3 separate regions of the Homo sapiens genome follow, and all the other regions are linked to region 2. A link is a loop called in an ENCODE intact Hi-C map of the cell type or tissue named here. Cell type or tissue: PC-9. All regions are shown on one strand.

Evidence for each region. Hi-C counts contacts between places; a loop is a spot of excess contacts. Peaks named below come from ENCODE experiments on the same cell type or tissue, not always from the same donor. Only the 100,000 strongest peaks of a DNase experiment are listed, where the experiment ranks them.
Region 1: it touches region 2 in a loop (9-fold over the local background); 34 of 110 quality-filtered maps call a loop at or near these places.
Region 3: it touches region 2 in a loop (4-fold over the local background); 3 of 110 quality-filtered maps call a loop at or near these places.

Annotation. Positions count from the first base shown.
Region 1 is chr3:17,634,577-17,642,576 of GRCh38, forward strand. The region is part of intron 1 of TBC1D5 (TBC1 domain family member 5); the gene reads right to left. Among named protein-coding and RNA genes, the nearest start is that of TBC1D5, 100 kb to the right of the region's middle. In PC-9, no CTCF peak of the experiment used is centred here; DNase peaks (open chromatin) are centred at 4,895 and 5,315; H3K27ac peaks cover 4,701 bases.
Region 2 is chr3:17,738,744-17,746,743 of GRCh38, forward strand. TBC1D5 (TBC1 domain family member 5) reads right to left here and starts at 3,888. Exons shown (of 23, transcript NM_001349074.2): 1 at 3,738-3,888. It overlaps LOC105376975 (a long non-coding RNA gene), which reads left to right and starts at 4,201. Exons shown (of 2, transcript NR_135536.1): 1 at 4,201-4,375; 2 at 6,625-6,919. RefSeq lists silencers at 3,375-3,574, 3,805-4,114 and enhancers at 3,574-4,277, 4,235-4,304. In PC-9, CTCF peaks have their summits at 3,420 and 3,624; DNase peaks (open chromatin) are centred at 2,088, 3,298 and 4,088; H3K4me3 peaks cover 4,001 bases; H3K27ac peaks cover 4,428 bases.
Region 3 is chr3:17,504,490-17,512,489 of GRCh38, forward strand. It overlaps TBC1D5 (TBC1 domain family member 5), which reads right to left. Exons shown (of 23, transcript NM_001349074.2): 3 at 3,985-4,116. The coding sequence starts at 4,081. Among named protein-coding and RNA genes, the nearest start is that of TBC1D5, 230 kb to the right of the region's middle. In PC-9, no CTCF peak of the experiment used is centred here; no DNase peak of the experiment used is centred here.

The sequences.
Region 1 (8,000 bases), 100 kb before region 2:
GGAAGCGTAGCAGGAAGGAATAGAGGGGACGTGGGGATGGCTAATAGGGTAAAAAAAAAAAAAAAAAAAGTGAATAAGACTAAGTATTTGATAGCACAACAGAGTGATTACAGTCAATAATAATTTAATTGTACTTTTAAAAACACTTAAAAGAATAGTTGGATTGTTAACACAAATGATAAATATCTGAGGGGATGGATACCCAATTTCCGTGATGTGATTATTACACATTCCATGCCTATATCAAAATATCCCATGTACCCTATACTATGTACCCCCAAAAATTAAACATTAAAACATTTTTAAAAAAGAAATGAATCTGCTATCGAATACAATTAAACACAAAAATTAAGTAACAGTTAAAATTAGGATGAAAGTAAAATGATACTTGTAGATTATATGCTTTTTATATGTGGATATAGAAACAAAAAAATTTACAAAAATAATGAGTTCAATACTATAAACTAAATCTACAACTTTCAGCAGCTTTCTTACTTTCAACAATGATCAAGTAGAAAATGTAAGTCAAGGATGACTCCACTGTTTCTGACTGTGCTACTAGAAGGATGGATCTGCTATCAACAGAGATGGGGAAGACTACAGGTGAAATATGTTTGGAAGAGAAAGAACAGGAGGTCAGTTTTTAGTATATTGAGTTTGAGATGACACTCAGATAGCTAAAAGTAGGTGTCAAACACATTAAATGGATCATAAGCCTGAAGTTCAGGTAAGAGAGGTAAGTTGATCACTTTGGTATTTAAAGACATAACATTGATGAAATCACCAAGGCAATAAATGTAGATAGAACAATTAAAAGGTCAAGGCTGGGTGTGGTGTCTCACGCCTGTAATCCCACCACTTTGGGAGGCCGAGGCAGGTGGATCACGTGAGGTCAGGGGTTTGAAACCGTCCTGACCAACATGGAGAAACCCCATCTCTACTAAAAATACAAAATTAGCCGGGCATGGTGGCACATGGCTGTAATCCCAGCCACTTGAGAGGGTGAGGCAGGAAAACTGCTTGAACCTGGAAGGTGGAGGTTGCAGTGAGCCGAAATCATGCCACTGCTCCAGCCTGGGCAACAAGAGAAAAAAAAAATTAAAAGGTCAAATGACTGAGTGTTGACACTATCCTAATGAAAAGGTAAAGAACAGAATGAATTCAGGGTACTGGTGCAGGCTTCTGTTCTAACTGTGATGAGTTTAAGATGGAATGGGAGGAGAGGAATTGGAAAGACCAAGTATAAACAATTCCTCAGAAGTTTTACTGCCAAAATGAACAAAGAAATGGAACAAAAGCTGGGAGGGCAAGTGACATTTTTAAAAGAATGTTTTGGCCGGACACGGTGACTCATGCCTGTAATCTCAGCACTTTGGGAGGCCAAGACAGGCAGATCACTTGAGGTCAGGAGTTCAAGATCAGCCTGGCCAACATGGTAAAACCCCACCTCTACTAAAAATACAAAAATTAGCTGGGTGTGGTGGTGGGCACCTGTAATCCCAGCTACTTGAGAGGCTGAGGCAGGAGAATCGCTGGGACCCGGGAGGCAGAGATTGCAGTGAATTTCGCTGCTGTACTCTAGCCTGGGTGATAGAGCGAAACTCCATATCAAGAAAAAAAAGAATGTTTTTCAGATGGGAAAAAAAACAGCATATAAGCATATTGATGGGAAAGATCCAGTAATGAGAGAAAAGTTAATAAAGCAGAAGATAATATTTCTGATCCTGTGACTCCCCTATCCCTATGAGATACTTTTATTATTCCTGTTAACTATGGGAGGGACCAAAAGGTTAAATAACTTGCCCATGGTCATGCAATGAACTAGTAAGTTGTAAAACTCTTTATATTATGCTGCCTTTCTGAGTAATAAGAGAAATTAGTCAACCAGTTATTAAAATATGTTATTTAAAGCTATAATAATTAAAAGAATATAGGCTGGGCACAGTGGCTCACGCCTGTAATCCCAGCACTTTGGGAGGCCGAGGCAGGCGGATCACAAGATCAGGAGACCGAGACCATCCTGGCTAACACGGTGAAACCCTGTCTCTACTAAAAATAAAAAATAAAAAAAAAAATTAGCCAGGCGTGGTGGCAGGCGCCTGTAGTCCCAGCTACTAGGGAGGCTGAGGCAGGAGAATGGCATGAACCCGGGAGGTGGAGCTTGCAGCAAGCCGAGATCATGCCACTGCACTCCAGCCTGGGAGACAGAGCGAGACTCCGTCTCAAAAAAAAAAAGAATATAGTAGTAGCATAAGAATAGATTTACCAACTGACAGACCTTACCAACAAACTCAAAAGTGACCTACTCAAGGATATGTGATAATTTAGCATTTGATAATGATAAAAATTTGTAAGACAGTAGGGTTAACTAGATCTCTCCTTAGCTTCTTATACTAAATGAATGCCAAATGGATAAAAAATTTAAACCTAAGAAATAAAATCATTTATTATTTTTTTTTTTTTGAGACGGAGTGTCACTCTGTCGCCCAGGCTGGAGTGCAGTGGCGTGATCTCAGCTCACTGCAACCTCCGCCTCCTGGGTTCAAGCAATTCTCCTGCCTCAGCCTCAGGAGTAGCTGGGACTACGGGTGTGTGCCACCATGCCCGACTAATTTTTTTTTTTTTTTTTTTTTTTTTTTTTTTATTTAGTAGAGACGGGGTTTCACCCTGTTAGCCAGGATGGTCTCAATCTCCTGACCTCGTGATCCGCCCACCTCAGCCTCCCAAAGTGCTGGGATTACAGGCGTGAGCCACCACACCTGGCCCCAAGATAAATTTAAAATATAAAATAATATTTTTATAACCTTGGAATGTAGCCGAGTTTCTATGGATGTTTTCAAGTAACAAATATGACTATGCAAAAATTTAAAACTTTTGTGCAATGGGAAAAAATCACCATAAATAAATATGAAATATACACAAACTGGAAAAATATTTTTATCTTATATAACAGACCCGAAGTAGATATTCTTAATATAAAAAGACTTTCTACACACTAATACAAAGATCATCACCTCAGTAGAAAAAAGGACAAAAAGTGAACAAAAAAAAAGTTTTTAAGGGACACATAACAAGTTGCACAAAGAAATGCAAATAAAAATAAGTTAATTTCTTCCCAGCTGATAAAGATAAAAAACACTGACAATATCCAGCAGTGGCAAGAGTATGGCCATTCATATGTTATCACGTACCACTGGGGAAAGGCAAACTGGAGCATCTTACTGAGCGGTAATTTAGAAATATGATTTAAAATGTTAAATGCACTTAATCTTTGACCCAACAATTTCACTTGTAAAATTTATCCTGAAAAGACAAGTGCACAAAAATATATATACAATGATCCCACTTACAACATTACTTATTGGAAACAATCTAAACAGTTACTATTAGGAAATTAATTAAGCAAATTATAGTACATCTACTCAATGAAATTTTATTAAGCAGTCACTTAAAATGATGCCATATTGCCACAATTATTGACAATAATTGTGAAGTACTTTTTACTTTATTCTTCTTCTTTTTTTTAATACTATTGACATGTTCTACAAAGGCTCATGCATCTTATTTTTTAACAGCTATACTGAAACATAATGAATATGCCATACAAGTCATCCATTTGAAGTGTATAATTCAATTGATTATAGTATATACAGAGTTGTGTAAGCATAACCACAGTCAATTTTAGAACATTTTTATTACTCAATTCCAAAAATTACCCCATACCCATTAAACAGTCACTCCTCATCTCCCTCCAATCCCCCTTACCCTAGCAACCCCAAAACTGCTTTTTGTCTCCATAAATTAGCCTACTGTAGACATCTCATATGAAAAGAATCATCTAGTATATGGTCTTTTGTGACTGGCTTCTGAGTCTGTAGTTTCACTGCCCATTTCTCTGATAAAGCTAAAATTCTTATTTTCTGTGGAAGCAAATGGAACTGACTTAGGAAAAAATTGCCCTGTGACTAATTCAGACTGTCTCAGCAGTAATATAAAGTATAAATTTCACCATCTTCACTTTTGTAACTTTTGCAACAGTACAGATGAATAAAAGTAGTACTGTTTTTCAATAACCACACAATAATGCAACTCTACATTTTATACAACTGAATTTGAAGAAGCCATTTTTCATATTATGGCTGGATTTTTACTACATATTCATACAATGAACATTTCATAGCAGTGAATAAGTAAGAGCTACATGTATCAACATGGATAAATCTTAAAAATAATATTGAGAGAAAATTTTAAGTTATAAAAGAATATATAATAAAAAATACAGACAATAATAAATACTGACAAGGATGTAAAAATGGGGATCCTCATACATTGTTAATGGGAGTGTGTAACAGTATAGCCACTTCAGAAAACAGCTGGGAAGTTTCTTAAAAGGTTAAACATAAATTTATCATATGACATACCAATCCCACTCTTAGGTATCTACCCAAGGGAAATGAAAAGAAATATTCACACAAAGACTTGAGCACAAATATTCTTAGCAGATTTATTAATAATAGCCAAAAACTGCAAACAACATAAATGTCCGTGGAATGGACTGACAGATGATGAATGTTTTGACAAGACATACTAGCAATGTAGTAATATTCACCAATAAAAACGAAGAAATTACGGATACCATGCTACAAAATAGACAAACTTCAAAAACATTATGCTCTGGACAAAGATAGGCACCACAGACCAAATATTATATTATTCCATTTATATCAACTATCCAGAAAAGGCAAAGCTATAAACACTAAAAAATAAATAAATAAATTGTTGCCTTTGGTTGGGGGAATGGGGATTAGGAGTTAATGTACATAAGAAATCACAGTGGAGGAATGAAAATGTTCTACAGCTGAGTCATGGTGACAGCCACACAATTTGGTTAAAAAAAAAAAAAACTATGAATTGTACACTTGAAAAGATGAATCATACCTTTTGCACGAGCACAAACTATTCCCCATCCCTCACCAAAGATAACTTTTTGCGTGTAAATTTATAGGAGAGTTGTCAAAAAATAAACTATGGTGGTATCTAAAGAAGGTTTCCACCATAAAAAAGGGGGTCTGAGGGGATCAATTTTGTCACAATAAATTCAAGTGTGTCTGAGTACGCTTTGAAGGTCACTAAACTGCTAGAACACATCAACCTAAGAAAGTAAGATCTCTTACTCTTAGACTACATCAAATCCTAGACGTGAAGGAAAAACAGGTACAGAACTTTTGGTAATCATCCCAACCTCTCTACTCCAGGAATAGCAAATAGGTTTCACTCACACTGAAACTTCTGGCTCCCTAAAGATGGGAAAATTATGAAACTGCCCTATGGCTAAGCAAGAAAGTATGCCATGACCTGATGTCGCAACAAGCATAGGAGAGGGAATGCACATGAGATCATGTATTTGCCATCCCTGCTCTAGCCCACTCTATACTTAGCTAAGAGCACAGTTATACAAACAGCCCCCTTCACCTCTACAGAGAAAAGACAAAGGTGAGATAACCACAGAGAAATATAATACAGAGGATGCAAGGTGTGGGGGTTGAGTCCACCAGTATAACAATAAATGCCAAACTCCACATTTCCTACAAAGGTATCTCCTGACTCCCTTTAACTTTATAGAGCTAGAACATTCTTATTAAATCAGGTGCCATTTGGTGTAGCTAAAGGAGATAATCTCTTTTTATTTAAAAAAAATCAACTTAAGAGAAAATAAGCCTGAATTAGCTTATCTGAATTAAAACTAATAAACTTTATTAAACTTTATTTAACTTTATTAAAACTAAATAAACTTTATTAAAACTAATAAAAACTGTTTCAAAGATTTATTTTAATTATGATAGGGAATCTCAGATTTGGCCAAATCCTTCCACCCAAAATATCAATTTCCTCTTAAAAGAAGAATTATTTTAGAACTTGAAAGTTAGGTTTTAGGGCTAAGGACAATGTTATAAAAAAGAACATTATAAAAGAAGACAAAGAAAAAGAAAACATAATGTCTAAGAATAAACTAATTTAGTCATTATACCTTTTTAAAGATTTCTGCAGTGGAAACAAATGAACAAGTGTTAGTCATCAAAGACTACTACTCATTTGATTCTGCCACAGTCCAAGCTAGAAAAAAATGAAACAAAACATCACAAGCCTCTCTTTAAAGCAAAAATGCAATGCCCTTTTGTCAAGCAGAAAAGAAATAACTTGAAATAAAATATTTTCATAAAGAACAAACTATGGAGTTTCATTATTTCTATACCTAGAATAATACTAATTCAATCAGCTAGATATTAGGCCCTACTATGTGAGAATCTATTAAAGAAATCAAATATTCCTACTAGCCACAGGATATTCTTCCAGGAAATACAAAAATTCTAAATCAATCTCAGCCTTAAAAAAAAAAAAAGTGAAGTAATTCCACACCCACACTTTACCATTTTTCTGCTTTCCTTTCATCTACTACTTGACAGTTATTAAAAGTTAGAACAATTAAGTGAAATTATCGTACGTAATATACTTTATGCAGATATGGAAAATTTTTAAAACAATCCATCTAGGAAGACAGTTAATGTGCTTACTGCTGAGGTATTCTTGAGTGGGTTTTGATTTATTAGGACACCAGGGGTCCTATGAATTAGTCCATTGCTTACTTAAATCATGCCCTTGATCCAGGAAAATCCCATGGTACCATTAACAAAATTATTCACACACAAAAAATACACAAACTACATTCTGTACATCAATAGATGGTGGCTATTGGTTTCATGGAGGGAGTGTGCATAGTGGTTACCAGCATGAGTTCTAGAGCCAAACATCCTGCCTTTGAATCTTGGCTGCAAGATTTTGGGAAAAAAAATTACTTAACCTCTCTGAGCCTCAGCTATGTCATATATAAAGTGGGGACCTAACTCATAAGGTATTGGGAGGATTAAATAATATGATTAATATGATTTGCATAAAGTGCTTAGAAAAGTAACTAACACTTAGAGCTTATTCACTATCATTTGCTACGCACCTTCCTCCTCCTATTCCTCCTCCTACTACTACTGCTACTAATCTTCTACATTCTTTTCTTTCCAATGTAATAAGGCCACCTATGTAACATTTCTCGGCATTTGCTTCCCAGAGCATTTTTTTTCTTACACAGTTTGCTGGAATATTTTATTTGTGGCTGGTTCTAACTTTATGTTAATTGTGCTTTTTGTTTCCTGCAAAAATGCAGTGCCTTACTATTGCTGTATTTAGAATTGTAAATTTCAAATTCTATAAATAAAAAGTTAAATAATTTTACAGGAAGCTAGTCCTGATTATAAATGCAGACTAATGACTTTTTTCCCCTACACAAAAAAGAATAAAATGCAATGTTTTAAAATAGCCCCCAATCTGTTGCTTACAAACAGTATTAGATAGTATTGCTCTTTTATTGATTCAAAAACAGGTACTATTAATTATTGAGTAAGACCTAAATTGGTTAGTTTGTATAGGTTTTGGGTTTATGCTATGAAAATCCTATAAAACTACATCAATTTGGTTAATAATCTTATAACATTTAAAATTTTTTATACTTTTATTTTTCTAGTATTTCAACTCACAACATCCTTCCAAAGGTATTTTCTCATTTAATCAGAGTCAATTAACTGAGGGTGACCATTGTGTTCTGGGCACAGTACTTGGCACACCTCCAGGAGGCACCATTCACAGTGGACTGAAGTGGAAGCAATCTGCAGTTAGGCAACGTGCTCTCTATATATAACCATATATATTATCATGTTTAGTTGATGTGATCTTTACAAACCATATAAGGTAGAGTTATTCCTATCATCGATATTTTATAGATGAAAAAGGAGATTGAGAAAGACAAATTGATTTGCTCAAGATCCCAGAGTCAGTATCCGTCAGAACTAGAATCCAAATACCCCCGATACCTACTATTCACTCACTTTTGATTTGAAGGTCATCTACCATATTTCTAATCTTCAAATTCTTCCACATACTCGTCAACTAAC
Region 2 (8,000 bases):
TGCAGCAAGGGTTTCAACTCTATCCTAATATTCCAAAAGAACAAGAGAGAATTTGGGACAATCTTAACCTCTGATGATAATCTCTGAGCCTCTTTTTATCCCTCAATTTATATAATGTTTAATGTTACTAAATCATTGCACAGGAATTATTTTTAAATGTTTACCTAACATTTGTAGAATGATAAACATTTTCCTAAACACTTCACAGGTTTTTGAGAAAGCATTTACACTGAGATTTGTTGTTACACTGACATCCTTCCCAAATTCACCATTATTCTAGTAATAATTGATGCTACTAGAAGCAGCCCACAGGCCCTCTCCGTCAAATGATCTCCCTCCCCTCTCCCAGCTCTTCCACTGCTGACCATCCCACCACCCCGACCTCACATTTCTCAAGTTCTGGTACACACACTGTACACACTGCCATTCCAATGATCTACCCATGTTGAGAGAAATGTCTCAGGATCAGGTGGACTAGCACCACTTCTCAGACTGCTGCTGCTAACAGGACAAAGCTTTCAGTGGTCTGAGACAAAAAGGGGGTTAAGAGAAGGGATTATATATTCATTTTTAAATGAAACATAAATTATTCAACTTACTTTTATTCCGGGGTTGTCCTTCTTACTTTTTCAGCGTTAAAATGTGATAATGACCAATGCTTCATTTTCTGTATCGTCCTCATTGGCCAAATAAAAAGTCAGAAACCCAGTCAATCCCTAAACCTAAAGGTTAGGATAACAAACACTAAATCTACTACGCATACATGTAGGGTGGAGGACAAGCCCAGGCAGGAAATAAAGGAATAAAAAACTTTCAGAGGAAGTAGATACTTTTACATTTAACAGTGACTACTGGTCCAGTGAACAAGTGCAAGCAAAACGAAACTGCAAATTTCAGTATCTCACTCAGAAAAGATTACAAGCACTGAGGCGGATGACAAATTTGACTTTTAAAATGAAAGCAGGCCAGGCGCGGCCTGGTGTGATCCTGGTGGATCACGTCTGTAATCCCAGCACTTTGGGAGGCTGAGGCAGGCGGATTACTTGAGGTCAGCAGTTCGAGACCAGCCTGGCCAATATAGTGAAACCCCGTCTCTACTAAAAATACAAAAATTAGCCGGGCATGGCGGTGGGCGCCTGTAATCCCAGCTCCTGAGGAGGCTGAGGCAGGAGAATCGCTTGAATCTGGGAGGCGGAGATTGCGGTGAGCTGAGATCGCACCATTATACTCCAGCCTGGACAAGAGCGAAACTCCTTTTCAAAAAAACAAAAAACAAAAAAAAAAAGGTAGGCCGAGCACAGTGGCTCACACCTGTAATTCCAGCACCTTGGGAGGCCGAGATGGACACATCACTTGAGGTCAGGAGGTCGATACCAGCCTGGCCAACATGGTGAAACTCCTCCGTCTCTACTAAAAAAGAACATACAAAATAAAATTAGTCGGGAGTGGTGGCGGGCGGCTATAATCCTGGCTACCTGGGAGGCTGAGGCAGGAGAAGTGTTTGAAACCATGAGGGAGAGGTGGCAGTGAGCCGAGATCGAGCCACTGCACCACTGCACTCCAGCCTGGGCGACAGAGCGAGAGTCCGTCTCAAAAAAAAAAAAAAGTCAAGTTCCGTAAAGCACTTACAACAGTGTCCGGCACTCAGTAAGCGCTTCAGAAGTACTGTCATAAATATCAAAGGACTGGAATGAAAATTATAAAAATTATGGTACTAAAAACTTCCACAAAGTTATTTAGAAGTACAACCTCTGCTCAGTCAGTTGGAGTATAAATAAAAAGAAAAAAATTAAAAGTACAACCATTTCTCCATAAAGTGTTATGAAGTTATGTGTGACATTTCTAAACTTTTTAATTTACGTGTGAAAAAATTACATTAGAAAAAACCTGAATCCAGTTAGAACACCCACTGTACGACTCTCAATTGTTTGCAAATTTGCTTCCAAAACTCAGGAATGCACTACTCAACTGAGGCCGCATTTGAGAGCACACACTCAATACTTCCTCCAATAAAAGAAATTTTCATCTCAGCTGTACACTCAGAGACCAGGATTTTTTTCGCCTATATGTTGATAAAACCCAATGACGCATAGCTGAGCAAGTCTTTCACCTAACAGCACACCAAGCTTCTAATGGAAAATTCACAGACCAGGTGATGCAGTCACCATACAGCATACAGACACAATATTTGCACTCTTCCTATCCCCTCCCCTGGAATCCAGACTCAGCCTGCTCACTCTGAAAGCTTTCTCAGTTCATCCTGCCATTTGCCCCTTCTCCCAAGCCACCTCTACACCCGGGGGTGAGTTATTAAAAAGAACATGTTTATTGATAAATACAACACTTTATTTATTTGCACACAAGTTATCCACTTCCTTGCTACTCAAAGATAGTCCCTTGTCCAGCTGCACATGTTATCAGAAATGTACAATATCAAAATGCACCATAGGCCTACTGAACCAGAAAATGCATTTTTAATAAGAGCCCCAAGTGATTCCCACCCACATTAAGGTTTGAGTGTTCTGTGATACTGCAGATAGCTGTAAAAATTAAAAATGCTCAAGTTTACAAATGAATTCAGAGATATGGTATGAAAAGTACCAAGACACGGAATCAGAAAAGCCCAAAGAGAAAAACCAATATATAAATGAATTTCTTTGCCACCGATAGCAAAGGCTCATTTTTCAACAATACCTATTTATTGCTTCCTGCTTTAAGTATTTTGTGCAAGAGCACAACACTTATAAAGGTTTACAAAAGAATTACCGGGTCTAGAAATTCCAGGCAACCTGGTCCAAACGTGTGAAACCTGCATGTTAAAATCTTAGGATTTTGTCCAATTCAGAGTTGACAAATGAACTCTTTCCAGAAAGTTATTATTCGAAAAAAACCTACAGGATGTTAACTTTAAACACAGATTATAATTCCTGTAACTAAAACGAGTAACTGGTATCGAACAAATTCTAGGTCACTTGTAGAATCGAATCTTGTAGTGAAGGTCTGTGTGTTTTTCCAGGAAAAGTCGGGGTGGGGAGCGGGATTTGCCCTCCCTGCGAATTTTTTTTTTTTTTTTTTTTTTTTTTTTTTTGCTCTTATCCTGAAAGACCTCCGTTTCTTACGTGTGAATAAACTTAAGTCGTACTAAATCCAGGTCACGGTTCCCTTCCTCAAAAGTGAAGTCAAGGCTTCTCTCTTCTAAAGACTATTAAGGTTTGAGGATTCAGGGCCCGTTTCGCTTCCGGCTAGGGAAGGAAGCGTGCTTCCCGGGGCCCAAATGAACATGGAAATTTACTAAGTAGGAAGTTGAGCACTAGTCCAGCCGCCAGGCCCTGCCTTTACTGCAGTTGGCCTTCCAGTCTAGACCCCGACCTCCTGGGGCAGGGAAAGCAGGCAGACTGCAAGCAGCCACCCCGCCCAGCTCGCCCTGCCCGCCCTGCCCGCCAGGGAGCTGAAGGGTCCACCCCTCCCGCCATCCACCCCCGACGCCGACTCCGAGGCGCACAAACGGGGGGCGGTGCGGCAACCCGTCCGCCGTGGCGGCGGCACCCTCAGGCCCTCCCGTGAGAAGGCGGCGGCGGCTGCGGCTGCAGCAGCGGCGCGAAGGGGGGCGAAACCTGTCCTGAGGCTGAGTGGGAGGCCGGGGCGGGAACGACTGCATGTGGGGCTGCACTGGAGGAAGGCGGAGGCGTTCAGAGGGCTTGGGCTTTTTTACGATCATCATCATTATTTTATTTTACCTGTGGCGCAGAAGGGCTCCCCAGCTCCTATTCCCTGAATCCTCCTCCTCCTCCCCTCCTCTTTCTCTCTCTCTCCCTCAGTCTGCAGGGCGCTCGCGGAAGCGGCCGGGCCCGGCCCGACCTGAAAGAGAACAGGGCGGGAGGGGGTGGCGGCGGTGACCAGCGGCCACGTGACCACGCTCGCGCCGTAACGGCGGCCGCCTCCCGCCGCGCGCCCTCCCCGCGCTCCACCTCTAATAACCTCGCGGCCCGCGCGCCTGGGAAGCTCGTGCGCAGGCGCCCGCACGGGACCTGAAGTCTGCGCGCGAGCGCAACGCGCTCGCTCTCGGGTCCGGGTTTCTGGGGCCCGCGAGGCGCGAGAAGCGAGTAGGTGGGGAGTGAGCCGCGGGCAGAGCTCTCCTTGGCTGAGCCGGCAGGCTGCTGAGCGCATGCGCCTGAGGGCTTTTACCCCTCCCTTCTCTCCCTGCTTCCAACCGGCGCGCGGCTGGAGGCTGGGAACCAGCTCCTGGGTCTTAGTCAGAGGTTCACATCCACCAACTATCTTCCCAGGGTTGGACTGAGAAGGGGAGCAGAGGGTCCCAGGGACTCTCCTGAGATCCTGGCTCTCCTGCCAAGGAATTTACATTTCCTTGTCACAGGTAAATGGCCTTCCATGCCACATTTTTCTGTGGCTGAGTAGGCTTCTAACTCAGCTCATCTGTCACTTTCTCCGTGAAACTTACCCCTGCCTACTTTAGAGGAGTCACTAGCACTTTGTGCAGACCTACCTTGTAGTACAACCCATAGAAAGATAAAGGTTAGGAGTTATTTTTTCACAAGCCCACAATACTAGACTGTGGTTTCTATCTTTATCTCATAAACTTGGACAGGGTCTTCAGTGTTGTAGTATCTCCCTAAACGTCTGATGACTATCAGAACACAGGGAATGTCTAAAACTTTTATCGTTGCCCTTGGTCTCTGCATAATCATGATTTAAGATCCCCTTTAACCCAAGCACGTGGGAAGGTGGTGTTTGTTTCCCCAGTATGAAAGCCTTTAAATCATAATGTTAATTAGAGTGGTAAATGCTTCACTTAGTAAAAGAGATTTATGGTATTTTATTAGCTTATCTTCACAAAGAGCTCCAACGAAAATTGATACTGTTTAGTCCAGAAAAGGAAACCAAGTCAGAGAAAGGTCAGATTTCTGAAGGTTATCTAGCTTCAGAGGAAGATGCCTGTGTGGGAGACCTTTGTGGACAAACACCCCACTTCACACAGAGATCCCTCTTTTTCTGTTGCCCCTCTTTCTGTTGCAGAAACTGAACAGGTTAAGTTAGTGCCTGTGGCCAGATTTAATCCGGCCAGATTTATTTATTTATCAAATAAATAAAATGTAAAAACTCCCTAATTGGGAGTTCTGGCTAGACCAGTCATCATCACTGTTAGACTGGTGAATACTGAGATGATAGTCAAGAAATGGGGCTAGCAACAAAATGACAGAAAATCCTGGGATGAATGTATATGAAGAAATAGGATTAACAGAGGCTTCTGAGAAACTAGGAAAATGACAACCCTCAAGATTCCATTCTCAAATGTTTACAAAGCTGTTGGACTCTTTTCTGCATTTACCACTGTATACACCCACAGACTGATCCCACCTCATAGTTTCAGCTACCACACAGGTTATGCTAATGGCATCCCATTCTAAATATTCAGCCCAAGATTCAGACCTTGTGGTAGACTATTTTCTTATGGCACACAATTAACTGTGCCTCCCAGTATTCATGCCCATGTATAGTCCTCTGCCCTTGAGTCTGGGCCGGACCTGTCACCTGCCTTAAACAATCAAATATGGCAAAAATTACTCTCTGTCACTTCTAGGCCTAGGCCTTTAAAGACTTTGCAGGGCCAGGCGCGGTGGCTCACGCCTGTAATCCCAGCACTTTGGGAGGCCAAGGCGGGTGGATCACGAGGTCAGGAGATTGAGACCATCCTGGCTAACACAGTGAAACCCCGTCTCTACTAAAAATACAAAAAATTAGCCAGGCATGGTGGCACACGCCTGTAGTCCCAGCTACTCGGGAGGCTGAGGCAGGAGAATGGTGTGAACCCAGGAGGTGGAGGTTGCAGTGAGCCGAGATCGCGCCACTGCACTCCAGCCTGGGCGACAGAGTGAGACTCCGTCTCAAAAAAAAAAAAAAAAAAAAAAAAAAAAAGGCTTTGCAGTGACAACTTTGAACTTTACCAGAGACTCATGGGAAACAGAAATAGTTAAGAAATCCCACCACCTTTTTGTGTTCTGCGAAACAGTTTACCACAAAGACCAATCCTTCTCCATATTACTTAAATGAGACTCATTGTCCAGTTTCTCTGATAAAACTAGTAGATGACCTGTGACAAGACCAAACACATACCTTTCCTTTTTTCCCGAACCTGTGGGGAAGGTCAGTCACCTTTCAACTTCCTATTTGTCTCATGAATGATTAGCTAGGATTAGAACTACTTTTTCCCCCTTGAAATTAGGTAGCGATAAACATTTCATAGCTGATAATTCTCTGATTACAAAAATAATCCCAACTGTAATCATCTCATCTATAACCTGTCTATGCCTCCCTGTAAAAGTATAAGGCAGCCAGGCATAGTGGTGCACACCTGTACTCCCACCTACTCAGGAGATTGAGGTGGGAAAATTGTTTGAGCCCAGGAGTTTGAGAGCAGCCTAGACAACAGCAAAACCATGCTCTAAAATAATAATAAAAGTATAGGGCAAAACCACCCTGCTGAGACACTCTGATCTTCACATCTGGAGTACTCTCCCTAATGTAATTGCCTGAATGAAATCTATTTCCTCACCAGTTTAGTTTTTAACTTTGACAGTAGCTATCATTTTTGCCCTTTGTGGGAAGCACCATGTAAGATATCCAACTACTCTGAAACTACCACACTGTGAAGAGTCTAACCAAGCCACCTGGAGAGACCAAACGGAAGAAAACTAAGGCCCCTGGCCAACAGCCCTAGCTGTGCTCCTACTGGCCAGTCAGCACCAGCCTGCCAGGCATGTGACTGAGACAGTCTTGGAAGTGGATTTTCCAGCCCTACTCAAGCTGCCGCAGCTGACACCACATGGAACAGAGATGAGCTTTTCTCCCCAGTGCCCAAATAGCAGAATTGTGGAAAAATAAATAAAACAGTTGTATTAAGCCACTAAGTTTTGCTATAGTTTATTAGATATCATTAAATAACCAGAACAGACCTATGTATTCAGCTGCCTGCTAGAGATGTATCCCAGGTGGTCTCACAGGTACTTCAAACTCAATATACTTGAGTTGAGTTTTTCAAATAGCCTTCAAACCTGACCTGTGTCCTTTCCCCGACCGCTCCCCCTCCCCTGCCACCCGTTGGTTGTGCATTTATTCCCCTAGTTCCCGAAGCAGAAAACCTGGGCGTGTCCCTTTACTCCTTATCCTGCAATATTCAGTCACCAACTAATGAGCTTTCTTCTCCAGTCCCCACAACACTTCTCACCTCAGATCCTCATCATCTCTATCCTGAACTACTGAGGATTAATCAAGTTCTTCCACATTGCAAAGAAAAGTCACTCAGGCATCCAGACTACCTTAGGGGTTTATTATCAGGCAAGAAGTAAGGAGATGTTGGAAAACAGCCCAGTCATCTCCCATGACCTGCATTCTGATGGTTCCCAGACTGGGAAGCCCAGGTGGCATCATAAAGAGCCACAGCAATGACCCCATCCTTTAGGCTACAACAATAGCTGTAAGGATCCAGCTTCTCTCAGGCTTCTCACGTTCTTACTCCCCAAGAGACAATCTGAGGGACCCAATGGTCCTCAGTCAATACAGAGCACCCCGACAAGGCAGAGAGTGGCCTGCAATGTAATCTAGGAAAAAGAAACAAAAGTAATCAAGCTGATGATTAATAACTCCTTAAAATACAAACTTTGTATAAAAATTCATTTTCAGTTTTGTTAGTTATAATAGAATTTGAGTTTAAGGCAGAAAAATTAAATTTGAACTAACTTCAGCATTAAAAAAATAATTGTGGGGCTGGGCACGGTGGCTCACGCCTGTAATCCCGGCACTTTGGGAGGCCGAGGCGGGTGAATCATGAGGTCGGGAGATCGAGACCACCCTGGCTAACACGGTGAAACCCTGTCTCCACTAAAAATACAAAAAAATTAGCTGGGCATAGTGGCGGGCAGGCACCAAGTAGTCCCAGCTACTTGGGAGGCTGAGGCAGGAGAATGGCATGAACCCGAGAGGTG
Region 3 (8,000 bases), 230 kb before region 2:
ATGCTCTGAATGAATCAAAAATAATGTCAGAAAAATGGCATGTGTGAAGGCCCAGAGTTTAGAACTGGCTTAGCATATCTGAGCAAGACCAGACAGACAAGAAGACAGCCATGCACATCACAGTCAACAATCTGGATTTTATTGTTAATATAATGGGAAGTCACTAAAGAGTTGTAAGCCAGGGAAGAAAGTAAAAAGACTTTTTCATCTCTAAGATGACTCCAGCTAGTTAGCCCAGAGTAGGGTTTATAGTACTTCAGACACCATTTTTATACTTTAGCCAGATATCTAGATATCTTCAGCAGAAGAAACCCATCTTTTAATCAAATTTAAATCCACCTCTACTATATGGAAAACAACACTAAAGATCATGATAGGACAGCATCATCTTATTATATCGACATCAGTCAACTATTTTAAATTACCAATTTCTTCATTAATAAAGCCAGGACATACCTTCCTAATTCTAAAACATGTCATTGTAATGGAAAGAAAGGAATACTTGGGAAAAAAACAAAATTATAGGAAGCAAAACGGAGTTGGCAGGATTCTGAACATCTTGGATTTTTTTTAAGTTGCCAAATATTTTATGAATGACAATAGAAAGCAAGCTTTGAAACAGATAGTATATTAAAAGGCAAAGAAAGGTTAGGCAATTATTTAAATATATAAAAGCTATTAAGTAAGAAGGTGAATACTGTGACATACAAAATTTAAGGAGGTGAATTGATCAGGGGCTGATCCTTCATGAATGGTTTTGCACCATCCCCTTGGTGACAAGTGAGTTCTCAGTTCACTTGAGATCTAGTTGCTTAAGAGTCTGGGGCATCCCACCATCTCTCTTACTCCTGAGATATACCTCCTCCCCCTTTGCCTTTTGCCATGATTGGAAGCTTCCTAAGGCCCTCACCAGGAGCAGATACCTGTGTCATGCTTCCTGTACAGCCTGCAGAAGCATAAGCCAATTAAAGCAATTTTCTTTATAAATTGCCAGCCTCAGGTATTTCTTCACAGTGATGTAAAAACAGACTAACAAAGGATCCCCTACAGAAAAATTTCTCTCATCACTGATGACATTCCAATCTCTTATAAGCTTGTGAAAACGAGTGATTCCAACAATATTATTTAATTAATAGGTTTGCTATACCTGAATTTTGATATTGTTATCTTAAATTTAAAATAAAGTGATTACTTCTTCATTTTATTGGTCATTAAAGGTTAAGAGCAAATAATCATAAATAGTCTAACAAATATTTTTGCTTTTTTGTTTTTAACTAAATTACTAGTAACTTGTCAGTTATTAAACTTTGATCATAGATCTTGGAATTTTATGTGGTAATTAATGTAAACTAAACTGAACAGGGCACACAGAAAATGTCATATTTTCTATGCTGTTCTCTATTTGAAAAAACAATTAAAGCAGTTAAAAGTTTAATTCACATGGAAAATATCTCCTAAGACTTTGCATATATATCTGTATATATTTTTACTAATAGAACCTATGACAAGAAATGTTTTTAAAAATTACACATAACTTCTACACAGGCAAAGCACTAAAGTGCAGTGTTTAAATACTTAGAAAATGAGTCATCCAGTAGTAACAAATTCCCTAAAGATTATGGCAGAAATGTGTAAAAAGCTTCAAAATACTTGAAGAAAGCCCAGGTAAGACATATATTAAAATAAGCAAACATAATAGAAAGGTGATGATTTTCTTCAAATAATATGACAACCTCATTAAAATGCAACACATTTTCCTGTAAAAAGAAAATCAAAGAAGATGAAATAGATGCTTTATATAAAATATTTACCTATACAATGCACAAAGCCCACTATGGTTAGTAACCTTTATGGCTTTGAAGAACAAGATATTTACATATCTTTCTTTCTGCATGTGCATGTGCGTATGTGTGTTTTGTATATATTTTTAACAGTTGACAGCTGTTTTAGAGCATACAGAGATGCCAAGCTGAATGAGGGTCTTGATTACTTCAAGATTAGCTATCGAAAGTTTCTATTCATTTTAAGTGTTGTTAGTTGGAAGAGTCATTAGTCACTTCCTTGTCTCATAGAACATCAGCATACATTTACATTGTTAATGAACATTTGGGGTAAATGAATTAATGGCACTTTTAAACATCAATTCAGTCCTAATAACTTAGTATGTCATAGAAATGTTAGGCTAGGATATAAACGAAAAGCCTTTTTAGTAAAGGTAACTACTCATTCCTGTAAACAATAAAGGATAAAATTAATTTAAAATGTTATTTTAACCAGGTTAAAAAAAAAAACCTCAGTATTTAATGAAATAGACCATATAAAAATACGTGCTTAAAAAACAAACAGCAACCCCGTCTCTACTAAAAACACAAAAAAATTAGCCAGGCGAAGTGGCAGCCGCCTGTAGTCCCAGCTACTTGGGAGGCTGAGGCAGGAGAATGGCGTGAACCCGGGAGGCACAGCTTGCAGTGAGCCGAGATTGCGCCATTGCACTCCAGCCTGGGCTATGGAACAAGACTCCGTCTCAAAAAACAAACAAACAAACAACAACAACAAAAACTATGTCCTCAAATAACCATAGTAATCAGAAATAGTATGAAATATTTTGGTGAAACTATTTTATACACTTGTAACACAAAGACATTCACTTTTAAAACATCCACTTACAGAAGTACTTGCAAAATAATTTGATTTATTTAACTACGAATGCTTCTTATGAGTATTACATTTAAGAGAAAATATCACTAGAAAAGGTGTCATGCCTAGCACTGAGATATTAAAATAACTGAAATTGAAATGAACACTATTTTCATATTATCAAAATATTAAACATAAGTCTTGAGTTCTTATTTAACAAAAAATATAAAAATTTAAAAATTAAATCACAAAAATAAGCTGGACAAATTCTCTCCCATTTTTATTAAAAATAACAATGGCATTTGTATGTAGGAGGTATTAAAGATGCACAAAAAGCATAAAAATTCTGCATAAAATTTGTGTTCTAAAGAAATAGCCACTTTAGGTGGGGGTCAATTCTTTTTTTAAATTCTCAAAACATGAGTTAAAAGCAGACTTTGGCATCAGTATAAACAGAAAAAATCATTTTGTTTGAAGAAAATAACACACATGATTTACTATGACTAATTTTCCTTTTTATAACAGTTTGTCTGTATACTTTGACTAATTTATGTTTTAAAATAGATGTCACAATCTTGATACCTGCATTCCACAAGTGAAAAATTACAAGCAGCCACTGAGTCAATTAACTTTATCAAATATTTAGTGAACTGCTTAAAAACTAAGGATAAGGCTTCAAAAATTCTCACAAACTCAATTGCTTCTGTCTAAGAAACTATGTTATTACTATCATTAAGTAAATACTGAGAAAATAGTAGAGTTCTGATACATAAACATTTGATACATTTTTATAGGGTAGAACCTGAATACGGTCTACATTTTAACTGTCTACCACTTAATAATTTCAGTGTATAGATCTTTTAAAATATAACACAAATTTCAATTACTTTAAAAAAAAAAAGAGGATGAACAAATTTCAATTACTTTAAAAAAAAAAGAGGATGAATCAAGTCTTTTATCCTGGAATAATCTCAATCTGCTGAAAGGGGAAAAAAATCCCTGCAAAATCAACACCAAAAATTTAAGAATCTTTAAAAGATGTTCGACCAAGGCCCTTTCGCATTTCAACATTCTTATGCTGAAGTCATTGTTCAGTTTATTATTTTATTTTAAAGAACGACAGTGCGTTAAACATTTGGCTAATGCTTCCATGAATAACTGTGGCTTGTTGAAGTATTCATTAGTGTCAAGAGTGCTCTGTACATATCCAGAATAACATACTTAACACTGGCCTGCTCACTTCATCAAAATGTGTTCACACACATAAGGTGGACACAGCTAACTGAGGGCCCTCTGCTAGGTTTCCCAGTACACTACCTACAAATAGTATTGGCATACAAAACTCACCTCCAGACTTGTTAGAGTAACTGGACAAGGGGTCAATGCCTACTTCTTGTTCTTCTGGCTGCAGAGGATGTCTAGTTTCAGATAAGGAATGATACATTGTGGGAACTGGACAGCGTCACCAAAAGTAACTACCTGGGAGGTGAAAAAATACAGAGAAAAATAATAAATTCTTTTTCTGCTATGACTGGGAATAAATATAAGACTGAAATGATTACATGAGCATTACAGACATTAACAAGTTTTTCCCAGGCTCCAGGGACTGTTATCTCACATTGGTAGGCTTATGCAAAGAAGGGAAAAAGGTAACAAAATTTCCATTTCAAAAATTTCTCAAAAATCTGAGCATCATTTATAATCTTTATCTTAATTTTGAATCATATTTATTTTCAATAAATAAGCTAAATTCTAAATTAAAGACAATATTCTCACATTTATAGCATCCTTTTGTTTTACAGCCAAAATAATAAACATTCACAATAGAACTTTCAAAATACAGAAAATATAGCAAATTAAAATTATTCATGATAGTATTAGCTAGAAATATTAGTGTTAACATTTCAGTGTATTACACATGTACTTCCTGTCTTTATTCTGGGCATTTAAAATACATATGGTTTTAATGTGACCCATAACATGGTAAACATACTGATTATGTAATCTATGAATACTTTAAATTCAGTATTTTCCTCCCCAGTTTAAAGAAAAAAACAATTGTGTGTCTATAATTTCTAATTATTCCTAGCATTCTATTATATAGTCAGCACAATTTATGTAACCAATTCCTTATTTAGTAAACAACATGTTTTCAGTTGTTCAATACTACAAACAGTCTCAAAAATAAATTATCTTTTAGCAGTATGTCTGTATGATATCCATGATTATTTCCTTAGGATAAATTCTTAAAGTACAATAGCTGGATTAAAATATATATTAAAAAAATAAGATTTTAGCAAACTGTACTCTATAAAGGTTTGTACCTAATAGAACAATTCATTTCTCCTTGATTCTCATTAACAATGGATGTTTCCTCTTTGATTTTCTGAACCAACCTGATAGTCAAATTTTGTATTGTATTTGCTTGGTAACTACTGAGATACTGTTTCTCTGACATTTGTTTATTGTCTTTTGTTAATAGAGTTAATTGTTATGACTGTCTTCATGATATCTAAACATGCTTTAAGTATTAAGAGTATTAAACCTTGTTTATATGATACACATATTTTTCTCAAAGTGTATCTGTCTTTCAGTTGTATGACATTTTTGTGACATAGGTAACTTTTTACATGCTCAAATGTATCTGTATCTCCAGTATAATATCCACCTCTGGTGTTATACTTACAAGTTTTTATAAATAACTACCTACATTTCCTTTGGTCGTTTTGAAAGTTTTCCCTCTCAATTCTCACTTATATAAATTATTCCATATTGAATAAATTTTGTTTTAAATTATTTTCAACTTCCAACCTACACTATTTGTAAATTTTATATGTCCCTAAGATGCAAATTATCTTCTCAAATCATAACTCTTTCAAAACATAAACCAAGTTCACCAATTGTCATGCAAAATAATGTAAGTAACATAATCTTTTAAATTTCAGGAGCAGCAAGGACATGAGAAAAAGAGGAAATAAGAGAAAAAAGAAGTGGTAAAAGCAAGTCCAAACAAAATGAGTATCTAATTTTATAGGATATGGTCTTCACCTATGGAGGAAAAGCTCCAGAGATGTTCATGAATACATAAATTCTGGATGACCTTTTACCAAAACAAAATGCTCCTCTATCCTATTTACTTTCTCTGTAAAACCATCACCTAGTAAAATATTCATATACATGTTCTAATTTTTATCAGAAGTCTCCAAAACCCCCTACATCCACACAATCACAGTCAGACGTTAATAAAACCTATCCCCCTGGAATTGTGGCTAAAACAATATAAGCAGAGGATTAGGGAAAACAAAGAATTTGGTAGCTAACATGCAGTAAGAATATCTAAAGCCATAAATCTTAAATACATAAACCTAGACGGTTGTCAGTTATTTGCTTATGTGTGCCAATCAGTAAGCATATACTGAGCACTGCTGTATAGAAGAAACTCTGGAGAATATAATCTAGTAGAGGACAGCGAAATGTAGATGATCGGTTATAGTATAACACAGAGTTTGACAAATTCTGTTGGACAAATAAATAAATTCAGAACCAACGTCCTCTACTATGGAGCAGTCACCAAATTCAAATGTCTAATGAGATCAGGCAAAAAGTATTATTATTTATGGTTAACATTTATGCACAATGAATATATGCCAAAAACTAGTCTAAATGTTTCATGTACACTCATTTCATCCTCCTTAAAACCCAACTGATTTATCTTTGTCAATTTTATTTTCATTTTACCATAGAGAAACTGAGGTAGAGAGAGAGTAATTAATTTGTCTAGAATCACACAAGGAGTAAGTATTAAAGCCAAAATTGAAGCCATCCTGTCTGGTTCTAGAGCTCACATTCTTTCTCCTACATTAATTTGGCTCTAAATAAGTCAGTGCGACAAAAAGACCAGGTATAAAAAAAGGGGGTATAAAAAGATGCAGCCTATGAATAATTAGAACACCCTTTACTCTGCTTCAGCTTTTTCAAGACAAGCTAGAAATCAAAAATTTTATGTGAAATCTGCTAATTTGTAAGTGTTAGCAAATAATTCAAATTAAAAGAAAAATACTGAGTAGAACAGATTAAACACTTTTCAAAATTTTATTTGGCCCATGGGCAACTATCTTAATGTAAGATTTATATTCTTCATATATTTTGTTATACTCTTAAAAATATACAAGTAAACATTTGAAAATGTCTATTTCAAGTTAACTGCTAGATTCCTTAAATTTTCTTTAATATCTTAAACCATGTTTTCATAATCTCAGTAGCTGAATTTCTTATTTTTACAGTACACTTTCACTGTTACAGGTTTCACATACCTAAAATACATAAATAAATGACTTTTGTGTATTTTAAACTATATAAAAAATAGACAAGTAACAAGCAAGTTGCCATCAAAGTTTATTTTTAAAAGGAGTATTTTTTAAACCCTCATCTTTATGTTGTCAGAAGAAAATACTCTACCACACAATGATATTCATACGTTCATTTAAGGTGCTAAAAATACTTAAGGTCTTTTTGACTCCTTAGAGAAAGTTCAAGAAGTCATTTAGTTAATTTAGCTTAAATTATAATTCTTTAGAACTTAACAAGTCTATGATAATATCCAATAGCCAGAATACAAAATCAACCACATACCCCAGTCTACAACCATTCTATATAATCAAGCATCCATTATATCCTGATTTATTATGCCTATAGATTGAAAATGAACCACTGAAATGTTTTTATAATTAAATAAAGGAAACCAGCTAACTAGTAATAATGAGTTATTTTCAAGCAATCTGTTGAAGAAAACGTGTGGATAATGTTCATAGTTTTCTTTTAATTATGGATTTAAATAACCTAATTCAAAAGTAACTGATTAAGAAGTTGCTGCTTTCATTTTTTTTATCGTTTTGTTTTAAATATAAAGAGCTATTTTAGCTCTCTTGAATCTAAAAAAGCAACTTAAGTTTGTCGGTTACTGCTATTGGGATTACCTTATGAAATCATAACATAATGTTGTTTTTAAATATGAAATCATTTTCCTACGAATTTCCCAATTTGTGTTTCATAAACATTCCAGTAAGAGAAAATGATTGATTACAAAGCAGAATATCAAAGGTTTTTAATAAATTTGTCTATTTTAATATTTATGAATAAATTTTTACCTGCAAATATCAAACTATAAAAAATTAAGAGATTTTATTTAGTCTAAAAATTTTTAAACAATCACTGTAAAAGTCCAGCATAAACATAACACTTACAATGGTTCATTAGACCTCTAAATTTGATTCCAAACTCCAACTTCTATCCTTGATTTTCTATCCTTAATTTTCTCTTATATAGAACCAAGATACATACAGAGAAAAGAATATAAAGGCCAA